Regions from separate parts of the Homo sapiens genome. Here region 1 is linked to region 2. Evidence: chromatin loops called from intact Hi-C (ENCODE). Cell type or tissue: heart right ventricle. All regions are shown on one strand. Links, peaks and the distances in the headings refer to the core of each region. The heading gives the core; the rest is flanking DNA. Region 1 holds the start of LOC124909368 (a long non-coding RNA gene). Region 2 overlaps ULK4 (unc-51 like kinase 4).

Region 1 (8,341 bases), core at 151-8,150, 1.1 Mb after region 2:
TTATTCAAAATAGTCCAAAACTGAAAACAATTTAAATGCCCATCAACAGGTGAACAGATAAACAAATTACCTGACACATAATGGAATACTACTCAGCATAATAGGGAATGGACTATACATACACACAACAGCATGAATAAATCTCACAGACATAATAATAAGTAGAAAAAAGAGTCAGATACAAGAGCACTCATACTGCATTTATACAATATTCAAGAACAGGCAAAACCTCTCTATAGTGATAAATATCAGAACAGTGGCTGCCTCTGAGGGGTGAGTATTGACTGGAAGGGAACAGGAGGGAGCATTCTGAGGTGATGGAAATGATCTATGATCTTGTTTTGGTGATGGTATATGACTGTATACAATTGTCAAGACTCATCAAATTCTTAAGATGTGCATTTCATTGTCTGCTAATCATATTTCAATAAAAATAAGGCTTACTCTCCTGCCATTATAGAAGAGTTTTTTTTCTTATGAATATTTATTCTGGTCATCAGCTAGAATAATTCTCATTTTTAAATTTTCACTTCTATTGAGAGGACTATGATACAATCCATAACAGCACAGGGAAAAATGTTGGCACAACAAAACATTCATGAAGATATTTTGCAATATAATCTATAGACCTTTTTGACTATTATCGAAAAATAATAGCCAAGGGGGAGGGCTGTGCTCAACAATGGCTCCAAAAGTGTAAGGCTGTTTCTACTATTATTATTACTGTTGCTACTCTATTTATTATTAAATACAGAGCATAGACAGCATTTCAAGTTGGTATGGGCTTTTGCACCCAAAGCAAAATACATCATTCAAGACACCATAAGAAAGATATCCTAAGCTCATTTTCCTGCTACAGAAAGAGACAGCATTTGGCAGGGGCTGGACAGAGTCCAATCACTGAATGGCCCAACCGCAGCGCGGAACCGCAGCCCAGCTTGAAGGGCCAGATGCAAAGGGAAGACCAAAATGAAAGCTATCAACAGAATAAAAGAACACACAGGCAGGAAAACAGCAGGAGGGCTGCAGAAATAGAGGCAAGCACAGGGAAATATACCAAGAACATGAAATGTGCTGTTACTGATTTGCATGCGGGTTGGGTCAATACACACTTTTTTTTGGAATAGAAAACTAAAATGGGGAAAAAATGTTTTTAATGAACAAAAAAGATGATATGCAGGCATATTCATGGTAACCTGGGAATGAGACCAATCTCTTGTAGTCAAAATCTAATACCAATAAAAAGAAAAATTGGGTATATGAATAAAGATGCATTTTAAACAAAGAGAAGAAAGGGTATTTGGGGTTGAGAGATATTACGTACCTTAAGGCAGGCTAGTTGAATCTTTAAGCATAATAAATACACATAACTCCTTATAAATGTTTCTTAACATGCGTAGTTCAGGGGGCTGAAAACCCAGAACTAAAAGACAAAAGCAGTGGAAAACAGGGTATTTTTCCATCCAAGGTCCTTGATGTTGTCATTTATTCCACATACATTTATCAAGCCCCAAGTGCTGTGACAGCATCCTCCCTCCTCCCTCATTCTCTGTGCCTTGCCCTTCCCCAGAACCCCACTAAGTGTTCATAAATTCTCTCCTCCCACTCCTCACTCCTCTGCCACAAGCAGGCTCCCACCCCTCTGCCTATTCCTGACTCAGCCTGGGACACAACTTTCAACACCCGCATTAGACTGAAAACCAGAATGTGCCACAGCATTTGTGCTGATTTCTTTCAGGTATAACAATTTAGGGTCTTTGTAGACCCGTCATCTTTTAGAGTTACCTACTGAAATATTTATAAACAGAATGATATGATGTCTGAAATTTGCTTCAAAATCATATTGAGGAATATTACATACCAATAAAATATTACAACTACGTGGAAGAATCTCACATGTTGAATAAAGAAACTAGACTCCAGGCAGGGTGTGGTGGCTCACACCTGTAATCCCAGCACTTTGGGGGGCCAAGGCGGGTTGATCACCTGAGGTCAGGAGTTCGAGACCAGCCTGACCAACATGGAGAAACCCCGTCTCTACTAAAAATACAAAATTAGCTGGGCGTGGTGGCAGATGCCTGTAATCCCAGCTACTTGGGAGGCTGAGGCGGGAAAATCACTTGAACCCGGGAGGTGGAGGTTGCAGTAAGCTGAGATCGCACCATTGCACTCCAGCCTAGGCTACAAGACCAAAACTCCGTCTCAAAAAAAAAAAAGAAACTAAACTCCAAAAAGAGTACATACTGTATGGTTCCCTTTATATGAAGGTCTAAAACAGGCAAAAACAACCTTTCGAGATACAAGTTAGAATAGCAGTTACCTCGCAGGGGAAGGTAGTGAGAGAAATGAGAACAGTGGCTGCCTGTAGGTAATGGGTAGTGATTGGAAGGAAACAGGAGAGAACGTTCTGAAGTGATGAAAATTTTCTATATATCTTGTTTTGGTGGTGGTGCATGGTATATACAATTGTCAAAATTCATCAAATGCTCAAGATATGTGCATTTCATTGTATGTTAATTATATTTGAATAAAAACTAAGTTTGGTCTCTTGCCATTCTAGTAGATTGTTTTTTGCTTTTTTGTTTTGCTTGAAGAACACTTATTTTGACCATCAGTTTTCTTTATGATAATGCTGTGGAAACTCTCCTTATACATAAATCTCTGTATAAGCCCATAAACATTAATTCTCTTTCCAAGTAAACAGATGAATGAAAATAACTGTACTGTTACTTGGCTGTGAGAATAATTCCATCCTGGAGCCACAGGTGCTTAGAAAAGCCCAGGAGAACTTTGTCACTGATCGACCATCCGATTTGAGGTCTTCTTTCTGAATTAACACTTTTTCATATGATGTATGTCAGGGGACATGCAGAACCAATGAATATAAAACAAATGATTTCTTTAGAAAGAAGTAAATGTACCACATGTAAGCAGCCAGAGAAAGCCCAATCCCAGCCATCCCCACAAAGCCAGGGACCTCTCTGCCCTTAATCGCCAGGCACTGGAGGAGCACAAGGTGGGTGTGGCCTGTGCATTTCCTTTACTAGTCAAGATTGGTTGCAAACAAGGAAAGCCCCTCCTCAGGAAAGAACTTCTGCCTTGGAAACCAAGCACATTTTGAAAATAAGCATTCAGTAACTCCGTACAGAAATAAAGGCTTTTCCCTGTCCTGAGATTAATGGTGGATTGCCTGAGGGTCACACAGTCAAGGTTTATCTGGCTCTGAGTAGCAGGAGAATGTAACCTGAGGACTTACCAGGTTCAGTCTCAGCCTGAATTTATTCTTTCTTTTCTTGGGGTTGCTGATAGCTCTGTTTAAAAATATCTGCAGCTTTCACCTGACTGGTTGGTTTGTCAATCTACTGAAGAACTAGTTGGAAGTTTGCTGGCATTCTGCAACTATTTTACACGCCAAGGATAATTTAGTAGAATTGTAAAAGTTGATTCAGTTTCTGTCTCATGCTCCGCTCATTATACAGATATATATACCTATATAGATATATCTATATATCTATCTATTATCTATATTTTAAAATTAGGGTGATAATTCAGCCAAGAATAGGTGAAAGTTTGTGAGGAACAGGTTATTCACATACACCCTAACTATTGCCCACAAAAGTACTCATTAATTACAAAAGAAAAAAATAGTAATTTAGCAGTGCAGAAACCTGATGGACACCACCTTATCCATTCTTGTCATGGCTAATGGGACAGTCTCACAATGTATGTTTCATGGTGTAATACACTGAGAAGGACACAATATTATTTCTAGGATATTCTGTCCAAAACATATAACTTGAATTCAAAGATAAGAAAACATCAGACAAACCTAGGTTAAAGAATACAGAGTCATGAAGAACAAAGAAAGGCTGAGAAAGTGCTCCAAATTAGAGACTAAAGAGATATGAAAGCTAAATGCAATGTGTGTCCTGGCTTAGAAATAAAAATAGCTATATACAGGATATTCATGGGACAACTGGCAAAACTGGAATATAGACAGTCAATTAGAAAATAGTATTGGATCAATGTTAAATTTCCTAAATTTGATAACTATGTTGAGGTTACATAAATAAGCAAATGTTATTGCTCTTTGGATATAGTCATGGAAATATTTAGGGGTGAAGGGGTGAAGGGACATGATGTCTGCAACTTACTCTCAAACCATTCAGAAAAAAAGAGAAAAAAAAGCTGTGTGTGCGTGTGCGTGTGTGTGTGTGTGTGTGTGTGTGTGTGTGTGTGTGTGTGGAGAAAGAGAGAGAGACACCAAACTACGGAAATTGTTAATAATTGTTGAACTAGGTGTGGTGGCTAATGCCTATAATTCCAGCACTTTGGGAGGCTGACAGGGGAGGATTGCCTGAGCTCAGGAGTTCAAGAGCAGCCTGGGCAACATAGCAAGAACCATCTCTACCAAAAAAAAAAAAAAAAAATTGTTAAAAAAAATTCAAGCCAGCAACAGTGTATTAAAAGAAAAAATTAACAATAATAATGATTGGTGGCTGAGCGTGGTGGCTTATGCCTTGGGATGCCAAGGCCAGCAGATCACATGAGGACAGAAGTTCAAAGCCAGCCTAGACAACATGGTGAAGCCCTGTATCTACTAAAAATACAAAAAATTAGCCAGGCGTGGTAGCGCACACCTGCAGTCCCAGCTACTCAGGAGGCTGAGGCACAAGAATCACTTGAACCCAGAGGCAGAGGTTGCAGTGAGCCAGGATTGCACCACTGCACTCTAGCCTAGGTGACAAAGCAAGACTCTGTCTCAAAAATGATAATAATAATAATAATAATAATAATGATTGGTGGATCTGTGTGAATCTTTTTTCAAACAAGGTGAAAATGAGGGTGGAGAGTTAAACAGGGTTTAATCCCCTCTCTGGATTACTAGTGTAAACCAGAAATAAGCCTCTCAACTGACTGTATGGACCCCCCTCTTGACCACTGGGACCCCAAAGAAACCTGAAAAACTGGTTCAGGCCATGATGAGAAGGGTGGTGGGAGGTCAGACTTGTCTTATTGTACCTGCCTTCCTCTGGAGTTTAGACACAACTGACCAGCACTAACATTAAAACGGAGATCTTAAAACTGGCAAAATAGATTCCTTGTAGCGGTAAGATACCAAATTCCAACCTGACTCTGGTGTAGTATCAGATGACAGATAACAGGCTTGAAGGAAATCACAGTATTTTACACCAAAATATATTTCTTTGACATATTCTGAAATGGCCCTGCAAAGCTGTCTCTTATGAGAGAAATTTGTTTTCAGTGGAGAATCTCTTTCCCTTACTAGGTATTTTCCAGAGAGTTTGACACCTTTTAAGGTCTGATAAGAGACATTCACCATCTATTCTCTCTGAAGCCTGCTACCTGGAGGCTTCATCTCCGTGGCAAGAACCCTGGCTTCCACAACCTCCTTATCTAAACTCAAGCATTTCTTTATGCTGAATTCAACTCTTCAGGCAGGGCTTAACTCTTTCAACCATATGGCCAATCGAGAAGTCTTTAAATCCACCTATGACCTGGAAACCCCCTACACCCTCTACCCTTGCTTGGAGATGTCCTGCCTTTCTGGCCCAAACTAATGCATAACTTACATATATTGACTTATGTCTTTACCTGTAACTTCTGTCTCCCTAAAATGTGTAAAACAAAGCTGTAACCCAACCACCCTGGCCACACATTCTCAGGACCTCCTGAGGCTGTGTCATGGGCCGCAGTCCTTAACCTTGGCAAAATAAACCTCTAAATTGATTGAGACCTGTCTCAGATACTTATTGGTTTACACTAGCATACCAGCAAAGTCAGAAGACCTCTCAGTTGGTTCCTGAGGAATAAATTGAACTCTATTTTGGAATAGAAATAAATTGAACTATGTTTTGGGTCTATGCGTGTCCAGCTAGATGAGTTGAAATGACTCAAAATGTCTGTTTCCATGATTGACCTGTGTTCTCTCACATGACAATTGTCAATATAGGAATGAAAGATAAAAAGACAATTTTCTCAAAATCTGGGTCATGTCAAATAAAGTTGTAAACAATGCCTAATTTTGCCCCTTTCCCCACTAATAAGGAAAGACCAAACTAGCTGATTCTCACATTATGTCCCTCCCTTATGCTAATAACAAACATTTACCTACCAGTATACAAGTCTATACAATATACAAGTTTAATTTTTAAGATTTTTTTTTTTTTGCCGTATGTCCTTAAAGTAACTCTATAATTATGGGAGCAGTTTCTTCAATTTATAAACGAATATCTGTAGAAATTATTTATCTGTATTTTAATTTACAGTGAGAGCTGTTTTACAATTTGTAGTTCATGAGCCTCTGTATATTTACTGTTTAATCTTCTGGTGACATTAAGTTGCAGCTTGAATTATGATAAAGGCAATAACTATTTATACAAAGATGTTTTAGTAATTTACTTATTTAAAAAGCACATGTTGAAACCCTTAAATATGAAACTGCTCTTGCAAAATTAAGACAGTAAGAGAAATCCGACAGTAGACTTCATCTTGCTTCTAACCTCCAAGCTGTCCTTGGTCATTCCTGGGTGTAGACCAAGCCGACTTTGGGAGAAATTGAGTTTATAGTTTAACCTTAAAGCAAGGATAATAACAGCCCTTCCCAAAACTAAACTGCCTCTGTAAAACTAATGAAAGTCCACAAGGTTAGAATTATGAGAAAGGCCTGAATTCTGCTAACATATAGGCTTAAACCATAACCAACTGCTGTTCCAGAATTCACAAGATTTGTGATTTTCCCAATTGCTTCTGTAGGTAACATCCCTGGTGTAGAACCCATAATTGGTTTTGGAGATGTTTGCAGACTGACCCCACCCAGGCTTGTGACTCATTACTCAGCTGGTCCTGTGGCCCCACTCAGAGACAAACTCAGCACACAAGGACCATTTTCCACACCCTGTGATTTCATCCCAAACCAATCAGCATTCCCCATTCCCTAGTCCCCTGCCCACCAAACTATCCTTGGAAACCCCTAACCCCTGAGCCTTTGGAGAGATTGATTTTCATTAATAACTTCATCTCCATGTGGCATGGCCTGTCTTGTGTCAATTAAGCTCTTACTTTACTGCAGTGCCCTGGTTTCAGTGAAATGATTTTGTCTGTGCAGTGGGCAGGAAGAACCTGTCAAGCAATTACAAATTTGAGGGCTCATCTAGGATCCACCTTTGTGGGTGGGTGCCTGCTCATGGTTTGTTAACCTCCTGCTGGTATGATGGACCTGAATGTGAGCCCTGGTGGCCACTTATTTCTCTTGCACTGAAGGCCATCTCTGCTGCTCTCCCTATCAGTAAGGTGATGTTGACCATGGTGCTTGAGCCTAATTGCAATGCAATAAAGAACTAGTTCCTGGAAAGTTGTCTTTTTTTTCTTTTTTTTTTCCTTTTTTGAGACAGAGTCTCGGTCTGTCACCAGGCTGGAGTGCAGAGGCTTGATCTCAGCTCACTGCAACCTCCAACTTCCGAGTTCAAGCAATTCTCATGCCTCAGCCTCCCAAGTAGCTGGGGTTACAGGTGTGTGCCACCACACCTGGCTAATTTTTGTATTTTTAGTAGAGATGAGGTTTTGCCATGTTGGCCAGGCTGGTCTCGAACTCCTGGCCTCAAGTGATCTGCCTGCCTCAGCCTCCCATAGTGTTAGGATTACAGGCATGAGCCACCACTCTACATCCTAGAAAGATGTTTTTAAACTGGTCTGGTGAGTGTTCTAAGCCCAGCTAGCATCTCTTTCCTTCTCCCAATTAGTCCGGCTCCTATGGGAGTCTCAGTTTTTTAGGATGGGTCTCAGTTCAATGCCTTCAGGGGTCTTGGTTCAGCACTTATGGAGGGCCTCAGTTTGGCTCCTGTGAGGACTCAGTTTGGCTCCTTCCAAGGTCTTAGCTGGCTGTCCCTAAATAGTAGGATGAACCTCAGTTTGGGAAGATTTCTCCCCATTTAGACAGAGAATAGGAGGTTAGATTGGAAGAATCCTCTTCTGGTCTGGAATATTGGTTTGGAAGGCTTTTTTGTTTGTCTTTACCTTGCTGTGCATGTTTGTATGTGTGGAGAGGATTTCCCATGGAAATTGCTGACAGAAGTCCAGCAGGCTTTCCTAGTTTGTCTGATCAGTCACATTCAGTGAGCCCTGAAGGAAGCTCAACAGGCATAACTCAACGGTGACCGTCCACTCTTCCATCTTACCTGGAGGCCACCCATTGATACTCCTGGTCAGAGGTCATCCCACCCCACTTAGTGGATCAAAGACAGCAGGAACCAACAGGGGCAAGTTTGAGCCTTGCCAGGTTGATACTTGGGTGCTGAGTGGGGTGACTGGTGTCTGTGTT
Region 2 (8,341 bases), core at 162-8,161:
CTTTTTTATTCTTACTTGTCTGTTCTTGAAGGCAAATGCAGACACTTTTTAACGAATATGTAGTTTCAAGATTTAAATTTGCTTTATCTGTTTTTGTAATTATTTTGCATCAATGACATGATGAGGCATGATGAGACAATGCCACATTAAGGTGTGATCCGAGGTAAACTGGCCATTTTAGAAAATATACAAAAGAAAAGCGGTTTAATTGCTTAAAATTGGACTTATGCTAGTATTTGGGGGTAACTTTTCGTAAGTTTTTTTTTGCCTAAATCAGAAGAAAAGAATTTTCTCTTGAAATTAGAGCACAAATTTATTTATTGTTAAAAAAACTTTGAATAGATTTTATTTATTTTTTTTCCCTTGCTGAAACAAGATTTTCTTTTATTTATACAAATGTATTGGGTATATGAGAAATTTTGTTATATGTATAAAATGCATAGTGATCAAGCCAGGGTATTTAGGGTGTCCGTCACCCACCTATAATACATTTTTGTTAACTATAATCACCCTGCTCTGCTATCAAACACTGAATTTATTTCTTCTATTTTACTGTATGTTCATACCCTTTGACCCACTTTTTTTCCTCATCCCTCCACATCCATTCACCCTTCTCAGCCTTTGTTATCTGTCTTTCCATTTTCTACTGCCATATAATCATTTTTTAACTCCCACAATAAATGAGAATAAAAATGCATGGATTTTAATTTTGAATATTAAAATGTGATATTAAGGAATTTTGATATTCATTTAAAGTTCAAAGTTTGAAACTTTCTTTGGTTTGAAAAATTTATCTTAAGATAAAACATCTAATAATGATTTGCAAAGGATGTTTATTACAGCTAAAGAAATACCTTATTTCATTGTTATTTGCAGAAATTAAAATAACCTTGGGAGCATGTATGTGTAGCTTAAATCCCATTCCATGCTTTTCCAGCAGATGTAGCTATAAACCAGAAATGTTTAGAATGTTAAATTTGATCCAAGCTATTATAGTAGAGGGTACTTAGTTTCAGGAATTCAGAACATTAAATCAAAGTAATGAAAATGTCTTCAAGGCTAACTGACAGCAACTTTTTTGCCCCTTACTGATGCTTTAGGAGATTATTTTTGCCTGTTGATGACTGAAAATAGAGCCTCTCAAAATTTATTTCGGATTGTAAGCTTTTTTACCTCAAACCTGAAGGCTATAATTTGGTCAGTTGGTAGCTAAATTCTTTATTACCGGACTTATCCTGTTTTAGGGTATGGCGATAAGATTCTGATGTCCACAAAGCAAGTTTTATTTATTGTTAGATTTATCATCCAATGAGAAGTTTTGGGAATTGACCTCTTTTTACCTCCAACCTATTCTCTTTTTTTTGATAGTTGTAAGTCGTGTTCTGTAATTCGTTCACTTATTATTATTATTATTATTATTATTATTATTATTATTATTTTGTGAGACAGAGTCTTGCTCTGTCGCCCAGGCTGGAGTGCAGTGGCACTATCTCAGCTCACTGCAACCTTCACCTCCCAGATTCAAGTGATTCTCCTGCCTCAGCCTCCCAAGTAGCTGGGACTACAGGCGCACACCATCATGCCCAGGCTAATTTTTGTGTTTTTATTAGAGATGGGGTTTCACTATTTTGGCCAGGATGGTCTCGATCTCCTGACCTCGTGATCTGCCCACCTCGGCCTCCCAAAGTGCTAGGATTACAGGCATGAGCCACTGCGCCTGGCCCATTTATTATTTTAAATATTTTTTCTTGTTTGCAAAAGCAACAAGTGCTCATGATTGAAATTTGGAAAATACAAAAAAAAAATTCTAAAGCTATTACTCTATTATAATAATTTATTAAATTTTATTTTTCATTTCCAAATGAGACGTTAAGTTTATTTATAGTGTCTTTGCAGAATATCACATTCTGTCCCCGGAGGCCATAAGTGTCTGTTGTAATTTCAGTACTTGTGAATAAGTATATCTGCTTATTTTATTTGGAGATTAATTACCTTAGAAGTCCCATGGGTATTCAAGCAATGACCAGTGGCTCCTAAGTATTTGTGGTTTTTAACCTCCACATATGCTCTGGGCTGTGCTTCACAGGTGACATTCTTAACTCCTTGGCTAATGTTTCTGGACGTAAACACCCATCAACAGTTCAAGTGAAACAGCTGAAGTTGTGTCTCCCCCTGATGCCTGTAGTGCTTCACCTCGTAACTTCACAGGTACTATTGTATTGAGGAGGAAAAGGATATAAATTTGCCTCTTCTCTTTGTAAACTGGAGCTGAGAATCCTCAACTCAAAACATTTTTTTTTTATTGAGCTAACGTTGTACATAGCTTCCAGAATTTAATCTGTAGAAACTCTCATCACACAGGTATTTCGACCTCAAGTTGTGACAGAAGAGTTTCTTTTCAGCTATGGAACTATTCTTGTGAGTAACACGAAATTTTCCTTGTTTCTAATAAAATTGTGACTTCCTCTACTGTTTGTAGAATTTGATGTCAGAATGAGGTAATTTAAAAATCCTGTTGGTATTTATTTGTCTCTAGGGAAGTGACCTTTTAATATTTTTATCTGTTGACTGTAATAAAATTTGACATTTGGAGAAAACACATTCTCTCCTGATAATGTATTTTGTTCAGAGACAGCCCAAATAGGGTAAATATGTCCACAGAAACACTTTCATAGATTTTGGTATTAAACATCATGAAAAAATATAATAAAACTGGTGAAAATGGAATGCTGGGAATATAGTATCATTATTATTTACTTCGGCTTATATTGTCCAATCATGTGCAGTTTCTTTTTTTTTTTTAAAGACAGAGTCTCGCTCTGTTGCCCAGGCTGGAGTGCAGTGGTGCGATCTTGGCTCACTGCAACCTCCGCCTCCTGGGTTCAAGCGATTCTCCTGACCCAGCCCCCACAGTGTCTCTTCTTATGATGGCATTTCTCTATGTTAAGCTCAGTTTAGCTTTTTCTTTAATTTTGAGGATACAAGTAGAAATGAAAAGTTATTGCATTATCTTTCACTTCTGTTTTTGCTCACAAAAATTCTTTTTGTTTAGCTCATGAATTATGTTATCTTTTTCCCTTGCTAGTAGTAGTTACAGTATATATGGTTGATAAAATGAGGAGGGAAATACAGAGGGAAAGCTAAAACATTTGTCACAGAGCTTCTCCAGTCTTACTTTGATATTAATAATAAACTGAACAGAGATTTTCAAAATGCCATAGAGGTAACTAGTTAAAATGAGGTCAGCATCTCAATTTTATTGTTAGTTTGGAATTTTTTTAAAAAAAGATTGCCACAACAAGTGAGGATATGGTTTTCTAGAAAGTTCATCATAGGGTGAAGTATGATGTTTATAAGTATAAATGTTGAGTGACTGTTGCTGATTTTTAGGAAGCAATGCAGTAAAGGTCCCTTTGTGCTCAATTTCAGATTTTTATCATTTGAGTACTTTGAATCTTGAATTCCAGAAAGTCTATAATTTTGGTACCACATTTATGAATTTGCAAATTATGAGAATTTTTATTTACCACCATCTTTTTACCTGTTTTTAAGTACAGCATAGGCATCATTTTAACATGACTATGATTTTTCTATTTACAATTCCATTGCGTTGGCATATTGATGCCTGAAATTAGTAATTTTTTTATGGTAACCCACCTTGGATTATTTTGGCACAGTGTTTGTTTGGGATAGGTATAATTGTCTTGTGTTCTTTCTCCCTGTCTTTTTTTTTCATGTGTAGTATTTTCTTCTGCCTACATTAACTGAGTATGCTTTAGGTTTTTAAAGAATTACCAAGATTTTCCAACAGAAAAGTCTTTTTGGACTTTCAGAAATTCTATGTATATTGGGGAGAACTCGTCTGCTCCTTGTAATTCTGTGTTCAGAGACAAGGGAGGAGGCCACACTGAGTGTGTCCATAAAGACTTTTCTATGGGTATTCTGTTGGGTCTTTTCAATATAGGCACCTTTAGGAAATGGAAAATAACTTGGCTGGTGTAGAGATCATTAAGATACTGAAAAAATTTTAGCAGTTTTTTTCTTGATGGTATCACCCAATTAGAGGAAGTTTAGGGAAATAAAATGAAAGTCTTTTGCCTCTCTTCAGTCTATTTTCGTAGTTTGAATCATGCCCAGTCCCAGAATTCTTGAATTATTTTTCTTATTGTGTTTGTTTGTTGGCCTTAACTGTGTGTTCACCTTTTGTATACTCAGTGTTAATGGCACTGATGAAATACTAGCAAAGGGAGAGAATTATTGACTAAAATTCAGGACCTGGATTTAGTTATCCATACAGTTCTTGTGCACATTATTGTGAATTGTTGAGAGTTGAATGTTGCTTCTATGAATTCATAATTTTTCCAGAAGATAGCAAAAATGTTACTCAAGTTACAGTGCCTTACTGCTGCTATGAGGTCTAGTCTACTCATCCAACATTCTACAGACCCTTAGAAATGTACATTGCAAATTAGCATATTAAAGCCCTTTGAGTTTTCTGCTTTAAAATAATTTTTAATTTTTTTTTAGGCAAAGGCTTCCTAAACTATTTGAGAGGGCTTTTTTTTTTCTTTTTTTTGGTGGTAGTGGTGGGGATGCATAGTTATGAACGTTCTGTAGCCCAATCCACAGAACAATTATGTGAAATTGTCCGGAGCATAGTGCTTATTTGGTTCTGGTGACATAGGGAAGTAGTCCATTCATATTTACATACTTAGCATTGTGGATTTTTTTTTTTGCTTGTTTTTTTGCTTTTTTTCTTTTTTCGAGACAGGGTCTTGCTCTGTCACCCAGGCTGGAGTGCAGTGGCACAATCAGGCTCACTGCAACCTCCGCCTCCCAGGCGCAAGCAATCCTACCTCCTCAGCCTCAGATGTAGCTGGAACTATAGGTGTGTGCCACCATGCCTGGCTAATTTTTAAAAATTTTTCGAAGAGATGAGGTTTCACCATCTTTCCTGAGCTGGTCTTGAACTCCTGGACTCAAGTAATCCACCCACCTTGGCCTCCCAAAGTGCTGGGATTATAGGCATGAGCCACCTCTCCCAGCATTGTGTTTTGAAAGACTTACTGGTACATCTGGAGATAAATATTATTTTCAGTATTTCTCAAAATGTATCTCATGCAGTAGCTATTGTCTTATGGCAGGCATATTGTCCTTTCATATTTTAAAGATATGATTTAATTGGGATATTCAAGCTTAGTCCACTTTTAGAAGCTGTATCCAGTAGCAGCAAGCCAAGAACTTCTTGGCTTCCCCTGAGGCAGCTCTTCATGAGCTGCTGGCCTGCCTTGGGGTGGGTGTGGAGATAGCAGCCAGGGTTAGTGTGATCTCTGTGCATTAGAAGGGTTCTTAAGGAGCAGACTGGAGAAGCGGGGATTGGAACTGTGCTTCCCATTGACTTCATTTTTATAATGGCACTAGGGCATGGTTTGCCTATTTGACCTACAGACATTTTTTGTTTTTTTGGTACAAAAATTCAGGATACTTCTTATATATGGAGGCATAAATACAAGAATTAATTTTTTGTAAATTTTTTTCCCCCAAGGAAAATGAAGTTTTGGTCACCTTATATTTTAAAGAGACTAGCATTTGGAAACAATTCAGCAGAGTAATTTTAAACCATTATCAAGCTTTGAAACACTCCTGGAAAAAGAGGACTACCCAGCTGATAATTGCTATTTTCACTTCTTATTGGCAGAAGCAGCCTGTTGTCTTACTCAGCTCCCTCTCCAGGTTTCAGCAGTCTAGTCTCTGGGGAAGTTCTGTGGTGAATACCATGCTTCTTTTGGTCCTCCATTGAATTGGGCTGGGAAACAGGAAGTAGTAAATTAAGGAAATATTTTCAAGAGCTCATGATGTGTATTAACCTAACATTCACTATATTTCCTATGTCCTTTTGAAAATGCATTTGATTAATGATCAGAGGAAGCAGACTTTGTTGTGTTTAAGTTCTGGCCTCATTAGTTTATGAAAGTATGATGGCTTGTGGTGGTTATAGTTTTCTACAAAAAATAACTATGAAAGGTTATACTTCCTGCCCTCTGTAGATTTTTATGTACAGGAATGCTGGTTTATTGATAGATATTGGCTTCAGCTGCAGAAAAGCCAGAGCTAGTGCACTCTTGTATTTTTGAAAACATGATAGTATATATTTACTTATTTGTTGCCACCTAGATATTCTTGTCTTTTTTCCTTTAACATATCATGAATTTGTATCCCAGTTTGCTGTAGGAGCTTTTTTTCAGCCCCTGTTGGGGATCACTGAATGATATTGAGAGCGCTGGCACACACTGCTTCACACCCCCTAGCCAGCAGACCTAGCTCAGGGTGGGTGGTCTTTTTTGCTCCCCTGCTGAAACTCCCATCTTTGAAGTTTGCACCATGAGAAGATATTGTGTCACCCCCTGTGTTGTGGTCATCTGCAGATTTCTGGGTCATTGGCCTTTGTTCCTCAGCATTCCTTTAGCACTTGGCTCACCAAGAGCCTCTCCTTGCCTCTCTTGCATCATTGGTGGGGAATTTGATATCCCTCTGAAGGATCCTTCCAGTGCCTCAGCCTTGCAGCTCCCTGGCTGCTTCTCTCCCCAAGAGCTTGTCTGTCTTCCCATCAGCTGCCTGCTCCCATGGTCAAACACTTGACCTTACTGTCAGCATCCGCTTGTCGGCCCACCACCCCTGATTTTCAGCTCATTTCCTCTCCTCCCCAACTCCCACAACCCTTCAGCTCCTGTGAGACTTAATTGTTCCTACCTGCTTTCTGCTCACCATCCTGCCCTGCCAGGGCTCTGCTTTTTCACTTTCTCTTTACTCCACCTAGAATGCCTGGTCCAGCATTAGTCACAATCTTTTTTTTTTTTTTTTTGAGACAAGAGTCTCCCTGTGTCTCCCAGGCTTGTGCAGCGGAGCGATCTCGGCTCACTGCAACCTCTGTTTCGTGGGTTCCAGCAATTCTCATTCCTCAGCCTCCCAAGTAGCTGGGATTACAGGCGTGTGCCACCACTCATGGCTAATTTTTGTAGTTTTTGTAGAGATGGGGTTTCACCATGTTGGCCATGCTGGTCTCAAACTCCTGACCTCAAGTGATCCGCCTGCCTCAGCCTCCCAAAGTGCTGGGATTATAGGCATGAGCCACCACGTCCGGTTCTCTGACAAATCTTAATGCTAGTTAAATTTAAGTCTCCACCTACCCTAGCCCTGCTTTGAGTGGCTAAATATGGCTGGGGGCAGGGGAGGGGGAAACAGTGCAAATGACAGGTCTCTCTTAAAATTCACATCAGCCAATGACTATATGTTCCTTTCTCCTTGAATCTCCAATGCCTACTACCCCGTCCTCACTCTCACCTCATTACTCCCTATTACACTGAGAATGAGAAGGAAGAAATATATCAAAAAATATTGAAATTGGTAAATGAATGAAAAATTTGTGGGAATTTTTAAAAAATTAAATAGGGGAAGTATAAGGTAGGAAATAAAATAAGCCCATAATTCTTCATAATAAATAATTAATAATAATTTCAGCATTTAGACAAGCTTTATTTATATATATATATGTGAAAAAGACAGTACATGTGAGTGGTTAAAAAGTCGCAAGGGAAGAGAAAGGCAGAAAAGGCAGTGAAGCATACCTCCTCAGGTTCCCAAAGGAAGCAGTGCTTGTCCTTTCCTGTGATCTCTTCCACAAAAATTATTGTTCACATCACCAGCATTTGTGTATTATGTGTATATTTTTAAGAGAATTACACAGAAGGGATTGTTGTTACGTACACTACTCTGTGTCTTCTTTACTTAGTAATCCGTAGACATTTACGTACATGTGTTTAAGTCAAAAGATCTCTCTCTCTGAGTTTCTTATTCAACATCAAATTTATATTTTATTCGATAAAAGTTATGTGTCCATTTTGGAATTATGTGAAATAATTTTAATAAAATTATCATGAAAAGCATACATTGCTGCTTTTAAAAATTAACTCGGCCAGGCATGGTGGCTCACGCCTGTAATTCCAGCACTTTGGGAGTCCGAGGCAGGCAGATTATGAGGTCAGGAGATTGAGACCATCCTGGCCAACATGGTGAAACCCCATCTCTACTAAAAGTACAAAAATTAACTGGGCGTGGTGGCGCGCGCCTGTAGTCCCAGCTACTTGGAAGGCTGAGGCAAGCAAATCTCTTGAACCCGGGAGGCGGAGGTTGCAGTGAACCGAGATCATGCCAGTGCACTCCAGCCTGGTGACAGAGCGAGACTCTGTCTCAAAAAACAAAACAAAACCAAACAAACTCCATTTTAAAGTCCATTTTGTTTATTTGTAGACCAAAAAAGAATTGAAGATGTCCTCTGTTTTCA

What was found. Hi-C counts contacts between places; a loop is a spot of excess contacts. Peaks named below come from ENCODE experiments on the same cell type or tissue, not always from the same donor. Only the 100,000 strongest peaks of a DNase experiment are listed, where the experiment ranks them.
Region 1: a loop joins it to region 2, with 5 times the contacts of the local background. A loop is called at or near these places in 50 of 110 quality-filtered maps.

The regions. Positions count from the first base shown.
Region 1 is chr3:40,567,465-40,575,805 of GRCh38, reverse strand. LOC124909368 (a long non-coding RNA gene) reads right to left here and starts at 1,478. Exons shown (of 2, transcript XR_007095878.1): 1 at 1,325-1,478. In heart right ventricle, for the core only: no CTCF peak of the experiment used is centred there; no DNase peak of the experiment used is centred there.
Region 2 is chr3:41,709,314-41,717,654 of GRCh38, reverse strand. It overlaps ULK4 (unc-51 like kinase 4), which reads left to right. Exons shown (of 37, transcript NM_017886.4): 24 at 2,087-2,208; 25 at 2,362-2,418. Among named protein-coding and RNA genes, the nearest start is that of ULK4, 250 kb to the left of the region's middle. RefSeq lists an enhancer at 6,029-6,638. In heart right ventricle, for the core only: a CTCF peak has its summit at 919 (motif pointing right); no DNase peak of the experiment used is centred there.